Regions from separate parts of the Homo sapiens genome. Here region 1 is linked to region 2. A link is a contact called in ENCODE Hi-C or POLR2A ChIA-PET data. All regions are on one chromosome and are shown on one strand. The core of a region is the stretch at or near the end of the contact, and the rest is flanking DNA. Distances in the headings are between cores, read along the strand shown. Region 1 has its middle 230 kb from the start of LINC00460. Region 2 has its middle 280 kb from the start of LINC00460.

The links. Hi-C counts contacts between places; a loop is a spot of excess contacts on that map. ChIA-PET counts read pairs that join two places held with the same protein, here RNA polymerase II (POLR2A). Pooled maps may share reads with other maps.
Region 1: a map of HCT116 shows a loop between it and region 2 (2.1-fold over the local background). The contact joins two enhancer-like sites. A Hi-C loop is called at or near these places in 7 of 168 maps with a recorded cell type or tissue (Caco-2, Calu3, HCT116 and 4 more) and 5 of 50 pooled maps. POLR2A ChIA-PET finds 5 or more read pairs at or near these places in 8 of 52 experiments (AG04449, BJ, GM12878 and 5 more).

What each region holds. Positions count from the first base shown.
Region 1 is chr13:106,140,322-106,148,114 of GRCh38, reverse strand. No RefSeq gene overlaps it. Among named protein-coding and RNA genes, the nearest start is that of LINC00460, 230 kb to the left of the region's middle. Within about 2 kb of position 3,739, at least 7 of the 41 ENCODE cell types and tissues checked have a DNase peak (open chromatin) inside an H3K27ac peak, as active enhancers do; they include HCT116, PC-3 and PC-9, where a contact is called at or near this core.
Region 2 is chr13:106,095,051-106,102,483 of GRCh38, reverse strand. No RefSeq gene overlaps it. Among named protein-coding and RNA genes, the nearest start is that of LINC00460, 280 kb to the left of the region's middle. RefSeq lists an enhancer at 1,323-2,190. Within about 2 kb of position 1,728, at least 6 of the 41 ENCODE cell types and tissues checked have a DNase peak (open chromatin) inside an H3K27ac peak, as active enhancers do; they include HCT116, PC-3 and PC-9, where a contact is called at or near this core.

The sequences.
Region 1 (7,793 bases), core at 2,490-4,989, 44 kb before region 2:
TGGGAAGAGAACAAGGGTCCCCTTCCTGGTACTCCCTCTCAAAGCTCCCACAGCCTGTAGTGCCCCTGTCGTGGAAGGCAGCATGCTGGAGCTGGGGCTTGGGGGCTGGGCTGCATGCTCCATAGGGAGCCAGGTGGATGGCCACTGGAGGGAAGTGGCCTGGGGGTGGTGCACTGGGGGATTCCCGGAGAGGAATCTGGGTGCAGCTGCTAGAAGACAGCTCTGGCTGTGTAGACTAGGCAAGTGCTTAGAAGATTTTTGACAACCTCTGATTCAAGGCTCACCTTGAAGGTAGTGACAAGGTTTAGGACATGCTATTCCCAAATAGGGCACCTTGTCATATGAGGAAACAGCACAAACAGGAAGCCCACCTTCTCCTCGACCTTTGTTCCTGAAGCATTGCCCATAAGACCCTTATTCCATTGGGGTCCTCTCCTGTCTACACTTGGAGGAAAGGAATGAAGACACGGAGATGCCAAGGAGACTGAGGGTTTGGGTCTGTGTCCCCACCCAAATCTTACTTCAAATTGTAATCCCCAATGCTAGAGGTGGGGGCTGGTGGGAGGTGATTGCATCACAGGGGTCATTTCTAATGGTTCTGCACCACCCCCCTTGGTTGCAATATTAAGTTCTAATGAGATCTAGTCATTTAAAAGCATGTAGCACCTGCCTCTTCTCTCTCTTCCTTGTGCCCTGGCCATATAAGATGTGCATGCGTCCCCTTCACCTTCTGCCATGATTTTAAGTTTCCTGAGGCCTCTGCATAGCAGAAGCCAGTATGCTTCCTGTACGGCCTGCAGAACCATGAGCCAATTAAACCTCTTTTCTTTACACATTTACCCAGTCTCAGGGTTTTTTGTTTATTTGTTTTTTAATAGCAGTGCTAGAATGGACTAATACAAAGATTCTAAACAAACAGGCCTTGCTAAGCTCCCCCAGTTTATTACAGGTAGCTCATATCCCCCTCTGTCTAATCCTACTTCTGCACGACTCTGTCCTCTTCCTCCAACCTAAGCAGAAACAAACACAGGTTGCCCTGTTTCTTTGGAGTCTTCATTTCTGAAGGCTGCCACACATGTAAAATTTATATTAAATCAATGTGTTATGCTTTTCCCTTATTAATCTGTATTTTATTGTAAAGGCCTCAGTCATGAACCTTGAGATGGGTGAGAAAAATACTGTTTCTCTCCTACAGTAGCAAAGAGTGATGCTGGTATGCTCAACACATTCTTCTTAAGGAAAGTTAGTACTTACCATTTGCCTCCTCAATCCAAAGAGAGGGCATGGGGGTTTCTCCTGGCTCTCTGCTTACTGAACAGGGCTCCAAAGGAGCTACTTAGGTCTTAGGAGACATTGTGGAGTGGTGTTGAAGCCCTACCAGTCACAGCATGAAGAGCTAGGCCTGAGACTGTGCAGTCACACACTGCTCCACACCCAGAAGGGCCACACCTGGTTTAATGGTCTCTTGTCACCACCTAGAAATTCTTAATAGTGTTTGAACAAGAGGCCCTGCATTTTTATTTTGCAGTGGGCCTTACAAATCATGCAGCCTGTCCCATTGAAGGCCATAGCTACATGGGGAGCTAGAATAACAGAGGTGAGCCCTGGGGAAGGCACCAGCTGGAAGGTCATTGTCACAGTGACCCCATCTGGAAGCACACACTTACTGATAGCAGAAAGAGCAGAAAGAGCTTGGAGGGGTGTCACTGATACAGAACCTGAGTGGTATGTTAAGTGGCAGCCAGAGAAAGAATGTTGACCTCATTAAAGGAACATAATGGGACACATGCATTGAGGTGGTGTCTCCAGAGAACTCACAAATGCATCCGAAGACAAAAAGAGTTATCCTGGAAGAGCCCCAAAGTTCAGAGAGCAAAGTCCAGAGAACATAGAGGTTTTCTGTCCACTCCCCTCTCCTTCTTCCCCAAGCCCACTCCAATCCAGGAAGAGCCAGAAGGCCGCCTAGTGGGGACAGGGTAAAGTGAGAAAAGGAGAAGTTTTTGAAAGGAAGAAGCTTCCACTTATAAGAGGCAAATGGAAAGTTCCCCTTTCACCCTCAGGAGGTTTGCTAGAAAATCAACTCATCAAGGACAGATTAATGGGAGAAGAGCCACAGAAATTTATTTGATCATAGTTTTGGGTGACAGGGGCATTCAGAATGAAGAAGCCACCTCCCATTGGGGTGCAGAAGCTTATAAACCATCTTGAAGTTACAGAATGAATGGGGGCTTGGATCTTGGCAAAACAGGTTATAGGAGAGGGGAGAAGAGGAATTCTGTTGAGGGGCAATACATAATTCCTAGGGAGAATTCAATGAGTTTGAAGAACCTATGATGGTCTGAATCAAAGTCTGTTGGGCCCACAGAGTGAACAATGGTTTGTGACACAAGTCTGTTCAAGTTTGAGAGACTTTAGTCCTCTTTCCTGTGAAATTAGTTCAGTTAATGAAAACTTATGGAGAGGACCAGAGGTAATTTTTTCTTCTTTGGTAGGTCTGGACTTTAGTCAGATAAGGGAGCTTCAGAGAATGACTTCATCCTATGCTTTGGGAGAGATAGTTGGGGATGGAGGAAGGTCAGAGAGACCTTGAGGCTTCTTTGTCAGTTCAGCATGTATGAAGACCACAGTTTGGTGGTATTGGTTTCCCAGCTCCAATACACTGTAGGTCTCCACAAAGCAGGCCCAAGGGGTGGGAGGGAGAAGGAGGGAAACAAGAACTCCAAGTTAAGTTTAGGATTCTGACAGTTGCGTTGGTTGGACAATAAAATTGCTGAAACTGGACTATTAAAAATGACTGGAGGACTTCCCTTATCTAACCAGAAACACCATGTGACCTATTTGAGCAGCCACCTAAGGATCAAAGTCTGTAGAGAGAGGTTTCAAATGGACAGTAATGAGAAAGGGGAGCCTTGTTGTTTCCTCCCTGTCACCAATGGAATCTCACCCTCTCAACTTAACAAAGAAGACTGCAGAAGATCTTTTCTTGTAAATCATAGCAGTAATTTTACACAGAAGGTATCTTTCTTGAACTTGTTTTTGAAACAATAAGGATATTGAAAGCCTTCCAAAAGTTTTGTTAACATTATGAAATAAATTGTGTGTTAGTTAATATCAGGAAAAAAATTTTATGAAGATGTCACTTCTGAAAAACCCCATGCATGGTGATCAGTGGTGTTGCATAGTGAAGGAAAACCCACCAGGCTTGGAACTAAAACTAGAGCAATATCTCCATTTGGCAATCATTGAATCTCAGTTGTGGTAGCTTAGCCCATCAAGGTGATACCAATGTTGTTAAAGAGAGGAAGTTAAACGCACTAACCAGAAAGTCTCAGAGTACACTCAAAGTACTTTAAGGTTGTGTTAGAAACTAATAATAAAGAAATTCACAGTTTAAGCCGACCTCCCATCCATGGACTCAAAGGGCCACATGAAGGAAGTGGTTTAAAAGACACCCTGTGGTGCCTAGGTATTGGAAGTCAGCCTTAACTATAAATTTCCTTGTTTTCATTAGCTTGGGTTACAACAAGCTGAGCATTTTTTGAATGCCCTCTTAGGTAACTTCCTTTTTTTTTCTTATAAGTTCCATAGTAAAAGAACTTCTGTAATCAGTAATCACACATTCTATTCCTATTTTATGTACTTTCACAATGAAAGACAAACTTATTCATGATCTCATAATTACCTATCTTGTCCTGTGTAACAATCCATTCTTTGTATCAGAAAACATTCTTCTAGGGATTTGGTAAAACCGGTTGAGCAGGTTTTCCTGCAGAAAAACCCAGTTCAAACAGTAGCTCACAAATGTAATCTCAAGTATTTATTTTCACATATGAGTAGGTAAACATCAAATACATAACCAGCAAATTTTTTTTGAACATTCAAAGGTAGCATTAAATTAGTGCCTGGGAATAAAACAAAATACCTCAGGTATTTAGTGATCAGTCAAAACAGGGAAACACAGTGATGGTAAATCTCATGACAGAACCCAATGGCTGGAGACTGCAGCCCATTTTGATGGCAACCTTGAGGTTTACCTGTGGCCATTGGGGCTGGAGGCTTTAGCTCTATTTTATTAAAAAGCAATCCAAATGACTCTTTCAAAGATTCGTGTGTGAATATTATTGAATTCATTTACTGACTAAACACTAAAATTACATGTTTTTTTTAATGACTCAAGTCAGTATGACATTTCATTCCATTTTGCCTTCATTGGCATCAATGAAACTGAGAAAGAAGTGCACTCTGTGTTATAATACCACAATTTAATTTTTTTTTTTTTTTTTTTTTTTTACTATTAAAGAAGTGGAAAAAAAAAGACAGTTAGATAAAAGGTAAAAGTTTAGGGTAAAATTCTGCAGCTCCTTTAACCATAAAATAACATTAGATCAACATCATTAAATGCTAGTGTAACTCTTATCCCAAAGCCTCTTCCGAGTAAACAATCCCTCCAGGATATCGGTTTTCTGTAGCAATGTGCTTAGAAAAAAACCCTTAGTTTCTATGCCAAGAATAAAATTCTAGCTCTCAAAATATTTGCATATGTAAACATTTCCAAATTCATATTCTATACACATGCTAAAACCTCTTGGTGTTTATACATGCTTTTGTGATTAGTCTTCAAACTTTTTGTTGGCCAGATATGTAAAACCCACAGCTAGAAGTTGGATATTAGAAAAAAGGATAAAAATAGCAATAAGGATAATTTTGTTCATTATTAGCACTTAAAATTATGCTTAGCTCTAAGAAGGAATTATAAAATACTGAAGACCCCAGGTAGAAGTATTTGTAATTTAAATTTTACCTATGTTTAGGTTTGTACCCCAAATTTGTCAGGATCTCTTAATTTGAGAATAGGGGAGTCATTGGCTAAGACATAAGATAAAAGGTGCACCATCTTGATGGGACACAATGGTTTTCCTTTTCTCTCCAGTTGAGGCAAATTCAACTAGGGTTTTTGATGTGACATGCAGTCTAAGACATCACAGGCCAATCAGTGGATGTGCCTGTGATGGGTTAAAAATGAAGGCACATAGACACACCTAATTATATATAATTCACCCTAAGATGTTCAAATTCTAAATATTGGGGAAATATAAGAACTTACTAAAAAGGTGCAATTTAGCTGTAGCAAATGATAGGATTGTTTCTAAGTTCCATATTACTTCAGTGCCTGTGAATTTCACTACATAAATAATTTATAGGAAACTGACCTTAATAATTACTTTGAAAAGAAGTCATGAATATCAGTCGTTTCAAAGATTGAATCAATTGTTTTCCATGATCGCAGAGAGCTGCAATTATTATACATTTTCTACTTCTATCTCAAATGTTATTTTTTGGTTCTCTGTACATATAGCCCATTAATTTAGTCACCCAAGATACAAACTAGCTTTAGTACTTCTCTCTGACCCTTGGGGGATCTTCAGAGGAATTGGACAAGTATGAGAGAGAGGCCAAGCAGCTCTGTGCTCATATTGTCACTGATTTTTCCGCTGTACATTCTTCAAAAATCTTCCCTTTGACAGAAAAAAAGTTATTTCATTCTCTGTCATTCTTTAACATATAGTGGGAGACATGGCTGATTTATTTTTTTAATCAAATGTTGATTGAACGCTTACTCTGTGCCAGGTATTTTTTTAATTCCACGAACCCAAATAAAGATAATACGCTCACCCTGAAAGAGCTTATAGTATATTTATATCTTAGTCTGTTTGGGATGCTGTAACAAAACAGCATCCCAATTGGATGCTGTTTTATAATTGGGTGGCTTATAAACAATAGAAATTTATTTTTTATAGTTCTAGAGGCTGGGAACTCCAAAATCAAGGTGCCAGCAGATTTAGTGTCTGGCGAGGGCCTGCTTCCTGGTTTGTAGAAAGTGCATTCTTGCGGAGTCCTCGGGGCCTGGTGTAAGGGACAAAGGAGCTTTCTGAGGACTCTGCCCTCATGACCTAATCACTTCTTAATACCATCACCTTTAGGGTTAGAATTCCAACCTATAAATTTCGGGGAGACATAGGCATTCAGAGGGTAGAAATTTATAAATGTTAATATGAGTCACATTCACGCATTATTATGCATAGTTTTAGATATAACCTTCACCAGGTGACTTACTATCTTTATAAAGAAGACTTTTAATATTTTGATTTGCTCTCACACTTAACATAATAGATATTGCCAGATAAGTAAGTTAACTCATGGTATGTTGTTTAGTTCCAAGAAGTGGGCTTCAGTGCAGAAGATAAAGACATAACTCTTATCCATTGGGGAAGTTATGATGTTCTAGAGAAAAAGAATAGCAGAAGAAGAGAGAGGTACAGAAACCCTGAATAATCAAAAAGGTGTATGAAAGGGATGCAACTGTATTGTAAGGGAATTGAAACTTATTTGTCACTGGCAGAGAAAATAAATTGGCACCCTCATTTTTTAATATATCTCTTAAAAGTCAATCAGCACCTATTGACACCTGTCAACCCTTTTAAGTTTTCTTCTATTAGGAGTTAGTTCAGTCACAAGCTCAGTGGGCATCTATTGATTTAGTGTCTTTGAAAATGAAAGTTTAAATTGGCATGTTGGGGAACCGGTGTTGAGAGGCGTGTGAGATGGTTGGTTCTATATGTAAAATAAAGCCCTGCACTTGAGGAGATTCATGTTGGCCTCCTTCAGAGGAAAGAGCATTCTCTGGCACAACTCCATATAAAGTTGGTTCAATATTCCAATGACTTTACTTATTTATTTATTTTAATTGTGGGTTTGGTGTAGATTTAGGTCACTGGTGTTTTGTTTTATTTTATTGTATTATTTTGTTTATAGACAGAGTCTCACTCTGTCGCCCAGGCTGGAGTGCAATGGTGCCGTCTCAGCTCACTGAAACCTCTACCTCCCGAGTTCAAGTGATTCTCATGCCTCAGCCTCCCAAGCAGCTGGAATTATAGATCCATGCCACCATATCAGACTGATTTTTGTATTTTTAGTAGAAATGAGGTTTCGCCTTGTTGGCCAGGCCAGTCTCGAACTCCTGGCCTCAAGAAACTCACCCGTGTCGGCCTCCCAAAGTGCTGGGATTAGAGGTGTGAGCCACCACGCCCAGCCAATATTCCAGTGACTTTAATAGGAACCTGTTAGGATCTATAAGGTGTAAGTCCACTGTTTTAGGAGAACAGAAGTTGTGTCAGGAATCAAATACCAGCCCCAATTTTCTAATTTAGCTTTTTAGAAAATGTTGTGGTTTAAATGCATGTGTCCCTCCAAAATTCATAACTTGGAACTTAACCCCTAAGGTGATGATACTGAGAGGTGGGACCCTTGAAAGGTGATTAGGCAATGAAAGCCCTACCCTGATGAATGGGATTATAAAAGCCTTATGAAGGAGTTTGAAGGAGTGAGTTTTTCCCTTTTAGGTCTTTCCACCAAGTGAGGACACAGTGTTCATTTCGATTGAATGATGCAACAACCAGGCATCACATCCAGAGCAGAGAGCCAGCCCTGAACAGAAATGAAATCTCTGGAGCCTTGATCCTGGACTTCCTAGGCTCCAGGACTGTTAGAAATAAATTTTTATTATTTATACATTACCTAGCCTAAAGTAATTTGCTATAGCAGCAGGAATGGACTAAGAAAGAAAATAATAACAATAATAGGCCGGGTGCGGTAGCTCACGCCTGTAATCCCAGCACTTTGGGAGGCCGAGGTGGGTGGATCACCTAAAGTCAGGAGCTCAAGACCAGCCTGACCAACATGGCGAAACCCTGTCTCTACTAAAAATACAAAAATTAGCTGGGCATGGTGGTGGA
Region 2 (7,433 bases), core at 479-2,978:
CCTGCCACCGTGTGAAGAAGAACGTGTTTGCTTCCCCTTCTGCCATGATTGTAAGTTTCCTGAGGCCTCCCCAGCCATGCTGAACTGCGAATCAATTAAACCTCTTTCCTTTATAAATTACCCAGTCTCGATAAATTCTTTACAGCAGTATAAGAACAGACTAATACCCTTGCAGGACCATTTGACCTCAGTGTATCTTGACTTTCCCCTTCCCTCCTCTGAGACCTGTGTTCAGGGGGTCTGAGGAAGGTCAAGACCTTGGAAGTGTGAAGCCCTGTTCAAATGTTTCTTCCAAGACAGCTGTCTCAAGCTCACTGTGCCCACAGGACAGGCGCTCCTGACTCTGGGGCTCCCCTACCACACTTGGTGCATAAGGGTCTTCTCTAGGCTGCTCATGGTTCCTCCAACTGTAACCATCCCCAATCTGAGCTCTTGCCAGCCCCAAAGATCTGCTTCTGACAAATATTCATTGCTCCAAGATCCACAGAACTCCATTCTTACCAGCGTGCCTCCAACCAGCCTTGACCATCTCTTTCTTGGCTTGAGAAAATCTTTCTCTCTTCGTGATTATTGCAAGGATATTTTGTCTGCAACAAAGGTTAGGTAATTTTAGAAACACCATACTAGGCTTTTTGCTGGGATATGACTTTATGGAGCCCTTGAGGAAACAGGCTCAGCCCATGCTACTGGCTTCAACAGAGAGAAGAAAAGGGATCTAATATGCAGGGAAAGAAAATACAAGTTAACATCTTATCTAAAAAAAGTTCCCAGCATAAATGTTTTATTTTCCTCAAATCATCTAGGATATTATTATGGTTAACTTTTGGCTTTAATCCCTCAGATATCACAATAATTAAATTTCTCTTACTTAACAAATATTTCCTGAGCACCTCTTACGTGCCAGGGACACTGTGAATAGAGTGGGCAAAAATCCCTGGTGTTCAGGGCCTGCCTTCTAGAGCCGAGCTGAGGGACTGAAGGAAAGAAGGTTGTCGAGGCATCCCCAGTTCTACTGTCATTATGTGGTCGCTTATGGGACTTCAAAGGTTTTATGAGGTTGAGCAGAAACCAGACATGGCCCACTTTACTGGCTGATTTTTCAGGCAGTTAATGAGATTTTTCAGTAGTATAATAATTGCTTGGTCACCCAACATTAGTCATAAAAGTAAATTTGAAGAGGGGTCAGACCACAGACCACTTTTTAAAAGACCCTCCTTTACAACATTTTTTTATTAGGAAACTTTTACTGTGAAATCATAGTTAGGGAAATATTTCTTCGGTCTCAGAGAATTATCTTTCTATTCTTTCTTCCCCCACCCTAGAGGCCACCTACTTCAGATTCCCTTCGCAGTGTTTGTTAAGTGGTTATCGTTATGCATTGTTAATGCCCCAAACACAGCTTTACATAAAACAGAAAATTTGAAAAGGCACTGAATACAAAAATAAAATATTCTCAGGGTACCCTTCATGTAGATTTGCTCGGCCGGCGGAGGGAAATGGACTTTAAAATTAGGTCATTTGCGTTAGAAACCCTAAGAAGCAAAGTTCCTCCATTCTGAATGCAGAAGTTAAAATCCAGGCCATTTTAAGACAGCTGGGGCGGCAGGGAGGAGAGAGCAGGACATGTAACTTTGTGTGACAGGCCGTCATGGCAACCGCAAAGGAATCCCCACCCCAGGGTGTGTGCCATTCACAAACAAAGGTGCTACCCTGCAGTCTTCAGGGGGAAATGTCTGGCCTTTTATCTCCTGCAAATTCCCCAGGCTCTAGGGAGGCCACACAAAGCAGGGGCTTTTTTTTTTTTCTGTGCTTACTCAGTCTCACTAGAAGGGGCCCTTTCTTCCAAACTCGGTTTCCCTTCCTGCCTCCCCACCCCCCAACCCAGCTAGTTTCTGCCCTTCCTGCCTTCTCCCCCTAAGCCAGGTGTGTCACTGCAGCACATCCCCTTCCTTATATCTCTGGGGACACCCTCAGCTTCTGGATCACAGCCACCCTGCCCTCTTTCCTAAGTCAGGCTGCTAAGCGTTAGGGAGGAATTTACTCTTAGTAAATTCTCAGTTCTTAGTAGGGCACCTCCCTCCTTGCACGCCCTGCCCTAGGGTGGGGACAGAGGGTGTGTGGCCTTTACTTTGTGAGAGGTTCCCAGTTTTGCTTTTTCAACGAAAGGGAACAAGTCATTTAAAAAGATAAGCACTGAGCCAGGGTTAAGGGAGAGCACAAAAATAAGATCATTAGAAATTGCAATTGAAGCCAAGTCTAACTTCGTGTCCAAAGATCAGGATTCTTGGCCTTTGTCACCACTGCTGAGTTCTCCTTCTTAAGGGCCCAGTTTGCTTTTTATAAGCTTCAAGTGCATTGTCCTATTTGAAAGATATCTTCTGCTTAGACAAAAAGAATTCTAACTTTTATTCCTTCGTTATCACACGTCCTCGGCCCCTGATTTGATCTCGGAGCAGGGCTCCAGGCAAACAGTGCCCCCTGAACTCTCGCCTCGGCTTCCCCGGCCTCCTCCCTGAACTCTCGCCTCGGCTTCCCCAGCCTCCTCTCCTCTTTGCAGTCTGGTTGCCTGACGCACGCAGCGCATGCTTGCTTGTCACAGACTGCTAGAATGCAAAACGATGAGAATTAATGCTGTTATTAAAGGATTTTTAAATTAAATGTGCAGTTTAGAGCCAGATGCTGCCTTCTTAAAGGAAGAGAAGTTTAAGTTAAAAAATCTGACAGATATTCGTTCCATCTAGCGTGGCAGAATTTATGGTAGATTACCGTCTTTGATTTCTGTGGCCTGGGGTTGTCAGGTCCACTTGCAAATGCGCTGTGGGAAAGAGTTGCACTTTTGTAATTTGAAAACATATGGGACATATGGTAAATATTACACCCATAACTGTTACGAAGTTCTGTTTCCTTAAAGGACCTTTCTTTTTTGCCTGTACCCTCCAGGGGATTACTTGCAAGAACCCCATTATCTTTCTACCTCTATTTTCCCCTAAAGTCGATTTGCTTTATTCTGATGCTTTAGAATCCCAGTGAAAAAATCTGGAAATCGAGTGTTTATTTTTCTCCAGGCATGACAATACAATATTCTACAACCTCTGGTCTCCTCTTGAGCTAATGTTTATTTTACTTTTCATCTTTGTGTTCAAAGATACAGGCTTTTAAAAAATGAGTTTGTATGTTTTCTCTTTGAAGCCATCCTCCCCCTATTATATCTGTAAGCGGGTCAATTAAATAGGTATTGACAAGTTATTACCCTAGGCAAAACCAAAAACCAACCAAGTCTCAGGATTTAAGAAATGAGATTATAATGTGCAAAATGATAAAGGTTATCATACAGTGCAAAGTCCTATGGGAATGCAAAGGAATGAGAAATCATGTCTGATTAGAATGATCAAGAACAACTTTATTGCAGAAGACACATTTGGAATAAGCCTATTACGGATGTTGTAAGAGGCAATATGGATAACTTAGGGCTCCTGCTGGGCATGGCTGTGAGAGGAATGTGTTTGTAGGCTGCTATGTGGCATCTCCCATTGTGAGACAGCCTCCTGGATTCCAAAGTTGGAATGGTCCAGAGTGGACAATGATGAGCTGGTGGTCCCCTCAAAGATATACTCACCAGTACGTAAGTCACCTATGAATGGTGCAAGGACATAGCACGGTGTGTGGTCATTTCTCCAGATTCTCTGAATTAGGTGAGGCAGGGGGATGGCAGGAATGTGCCTTTTTAAAAGCTCACTGGTTGGCTCTACTGATCAGGTTTGAGAACCACTAGAACTAAAGTACACCATAATTAGGAGAGCTAACTATGTCCCTAACTGTAAGTTCAGGGCTATACCCCAACAGAGTAGTTCAACCCAGCAGTGAGCTAACACATTTGCCTGTTTTATCCAATCCCCTTTTTACATTGAGTCAGGGTAATTTTTCTAAAATGCCAAACAGACTCATAAAATACTTCAGAGGCTCCCCACTGTCCCTAGGAAAATGCCTAATTGTTAACATGAACCACATGATGCTCTTTGATCAGATTCTTGCCCACTTTCTCATCTCATCTCTTCCCATTCCTCTTTTTACATTTCCTGCTCTAAACGTCCTTTTCCTCTCATCTCTAAGCCTTCTCCCATGGCTGACCTTTCAGGGGGCCTGCTCATTCCTATCTGCCACCCGGCAGTACTCTTCCCCCAGGTCTCCCTAGAAACCGCTTCCTGTACAAGGACCTCCCTAATACCTCCATCTACCCGGAAGCCTGCCTTTTATGATCTCAGAGCCATTTCTCTACTTTGAAATAATTGCTTATTAGTCTGTTACCTTCTAGAGAATAAACTTTGTGAAAACAAGAGTCAACTCACCTTCCTCAATCTTGCCCTTCTAGGAGCAAGAACATTCATCTCTCGGTATTCATGAAGTATTGGTTCAACTTCTCTCAGATACCGAAATTCAAGAATGCCCAAGTTCCTGATATAAGGTCTCAGAGTATTTGCATATAACCTATGTACATCCACCCATCTACTTTAAATTGCCTCTAGGTTACTTATAATGCCAACTACAATGTAAATGCATATTATACTCTATTTCTTAGGGGAAAATGACAAGAAAAAAAAAACTGTACATGTTCAGTGCAGACACATTTTTTCCCCAAATATTTTAGATCTGAAGTTGATTGAAGCCACAGATGTGGAACCCACAGATACTGAGGGCCGACTGTGCTGTGTCAACGGAGTGTGCTCACCATAAGCATTGTCGAAAGGATGATTAAATGAAAAAAATAAATGAATAAGGAAATTGAAAACATATTTTTCTCGAGGTCCTACAACAAACAAAAACTGAGGAACAAATTTATAAACAAACAACCAAAAAAGAGACTGACAGAATTCTTATGTTTTTGCTGAAATATAATCTAATTTCTAAGTAGAATTTTACTTTACAATTTGCTGGTGATAACTAAATTATATCACAGTACATTATCTTCAAACGGTTTTTATTGCTGTTGCTATAACTTCTTTTAAGTGTATCCCTCTGATTCAAAAGGCTAGCTCTGAAAAAGGTAAAATGCTTCAAGGACGATTCTAATTCTAATTTTTCAGATCTAGTATACTTTTTAATCTGCATTTGGAAATTATTTAGTTAACATACTAGCAGATAATTGAGAAAATGTGTTAAAAGCTGAAATAGCATACTAGTTCAAACATGTTATATGCCTTGTAACAAAAAGTATTTAAAATAAATTTGCTTCCTGAATTTTCTAGAATTCTGATGTAAGAGTGAGACATGCTCTCCCTGATATTTTAGGAACTTTCTAAGTGGCTCTAACTTCTTAAATTTTTGTAGTCATTCTACCAGTGTTAAGTGACGTTAGAAATTTTGTTTGCATTTACATTTCTAGTAACTGTAAAAATCCTCCCAGTTCCACGACTTTTAACCTAGGATCCAATGACCACACTCCTGTCCCCCGCCACCATCAATAGATTTTCAGGGAGGAGAGAGTGTTTACAAACCTTCTGCAGTTGCATGTAAACCTATGTGGATTTACTTATGTGCCTTTGACTGTGGTGAGGGGTAAGCTTTATGAGATTTTCAAGGGGCACTGTCTGAAAGTGTCCTGAGATGTTTCAGGAACCTGGATAGCTGAGTCCCAATTTGCACCTAATTTATCGTAAAACATCTGACCACAAAGTAAATATGTGTCACCAGGAAATAGGTACCATAAAAGTGACTAAGCCTGCAAAGAAAAGTACAGAGAGTACAGGTTTTATTGCTCCAAATCGCTTGAGGTCTCAGAAGGACAAGTGAATCTGGATTGGCACAGTAGACACAGACATTTAACAAGATTCTCCACCAAACTCTTAAGTACGGCATCTTGAGAAAAACCCTTTGGTGGTGCTGTACGTGATAAAAAACAAAGTTAAGACACAGATCTCTGCTCTCAAGGAGTCTAAGTATATATATATATGTGTGTGTGTATGTGTGTGATGTATACATATACATATACATATTCACACATATACACACATAAGCATGTGTGCCCTCTCACACACACATATCATTTTTAAAAAGATTGGTAGAGATTCACTTCAAATGGTCATGGGAGCATTCGGGAGAAAAGAAGGGAAGATTGATTACAACCGCGAGATTTGGAAGGGTTTCTGGAAAAGCTGGGGTTTAAGCTTATTCTTCAATAGACAAACTGAGAAAGAATGAAAAAGGGAGAGGCACTGCAGACAAAAGAGATTTGTTATAAGTGGAAGGAGAAGAGCACAGTCTTTGGGACAGGCAGTGGAGGATTACAGAGGACCTAAGTGTTTCTTTCCAGGGAGTGGAGTCTAATGGAGAACAATCGCGGAAGGATAGGTAGAAGCCAGATAAATATTTGAGTACTGGGCTGGGCATTTGTACTTTACTCCATATGTGGTCGGAAGTCACTGAAACTGAGTCTAACATAATATGATCAGAGTCTTGTTTGGAAACATGGTTTTGACAGCAGTATGTCAGATGCATCAGAGGAGGAAAAGACTAGAACAATCTATAATACAGAAGACTACATTGAAGTCCTCGAGTGGGGCAAGATGGCGAGCTTTATGAGAGTATATCCACGGAGCAGAAAGAGAGGGGGCAGACTTCCTTAGAGGGGTTTGCCAAGATTCCATGTATGATTGGATGTGCGTGTAAAATAAAAAGGTAAATTAAAGATCATTGCCAATTTTTAACTTTAGTTTCCTGGAGAGTTCATGATGCCATTAATTAAAGGGTGGAATAGAGTTAATGTGTAAATTTTTTTTTTTTTGAGAGGAGGCGCTGTGTTCTATTTTGAGCATGCTTTTAGGATTCCTGTGGAAAGGTGTCATCCACAGTTGGAAACGTGAGTGTGGGAAGATGAGGGCTTGCAATATGGCTTGCAACATGGGCAGGGAAGTTGTTTGCAAACTGGTGATAGTAGAGTCATAGAACGCACAAAATTTTAAAAGATGACTAAAAAAAGAAGGAGACTAGGCCAGAGGGTGTCAAATACTGCAGAGGTTCACCTGGGTGAGAAGGGAAGGCTGGCCAGTGTGTTAGATGATTCGGAAGGCATTGGTTTACTTTACTGGAAAAGTTCCAGTAGAATTGCAAGCCAAAATACAGACTTCATGGAATTTAGCGATGATGAAGAAGTCAGCAAGTAAAGAGAGTGAATAAGTCTTTTAAAATTTTAGTTGTAAAGGGAAGAACAGTAACACAGAGACCAGTGAGATTAGGTGTGTGTCGTTCAGGGCTAGGATAAAGGAGATTTTGAACTTGTCTTAGGTTGACAGGAAAAAGTCAGCAAGGCCGGGCGCAGTGGCTCATGCCTGTAATCCCAGCACATTGAGAGGCTGAGGCGGGCAAACCATTTGAGGTCAGGAGTTCAAGACCAGCCTGGCCAACATGGTGAAACCCCGTTTCTATTAAAAATACAAAAA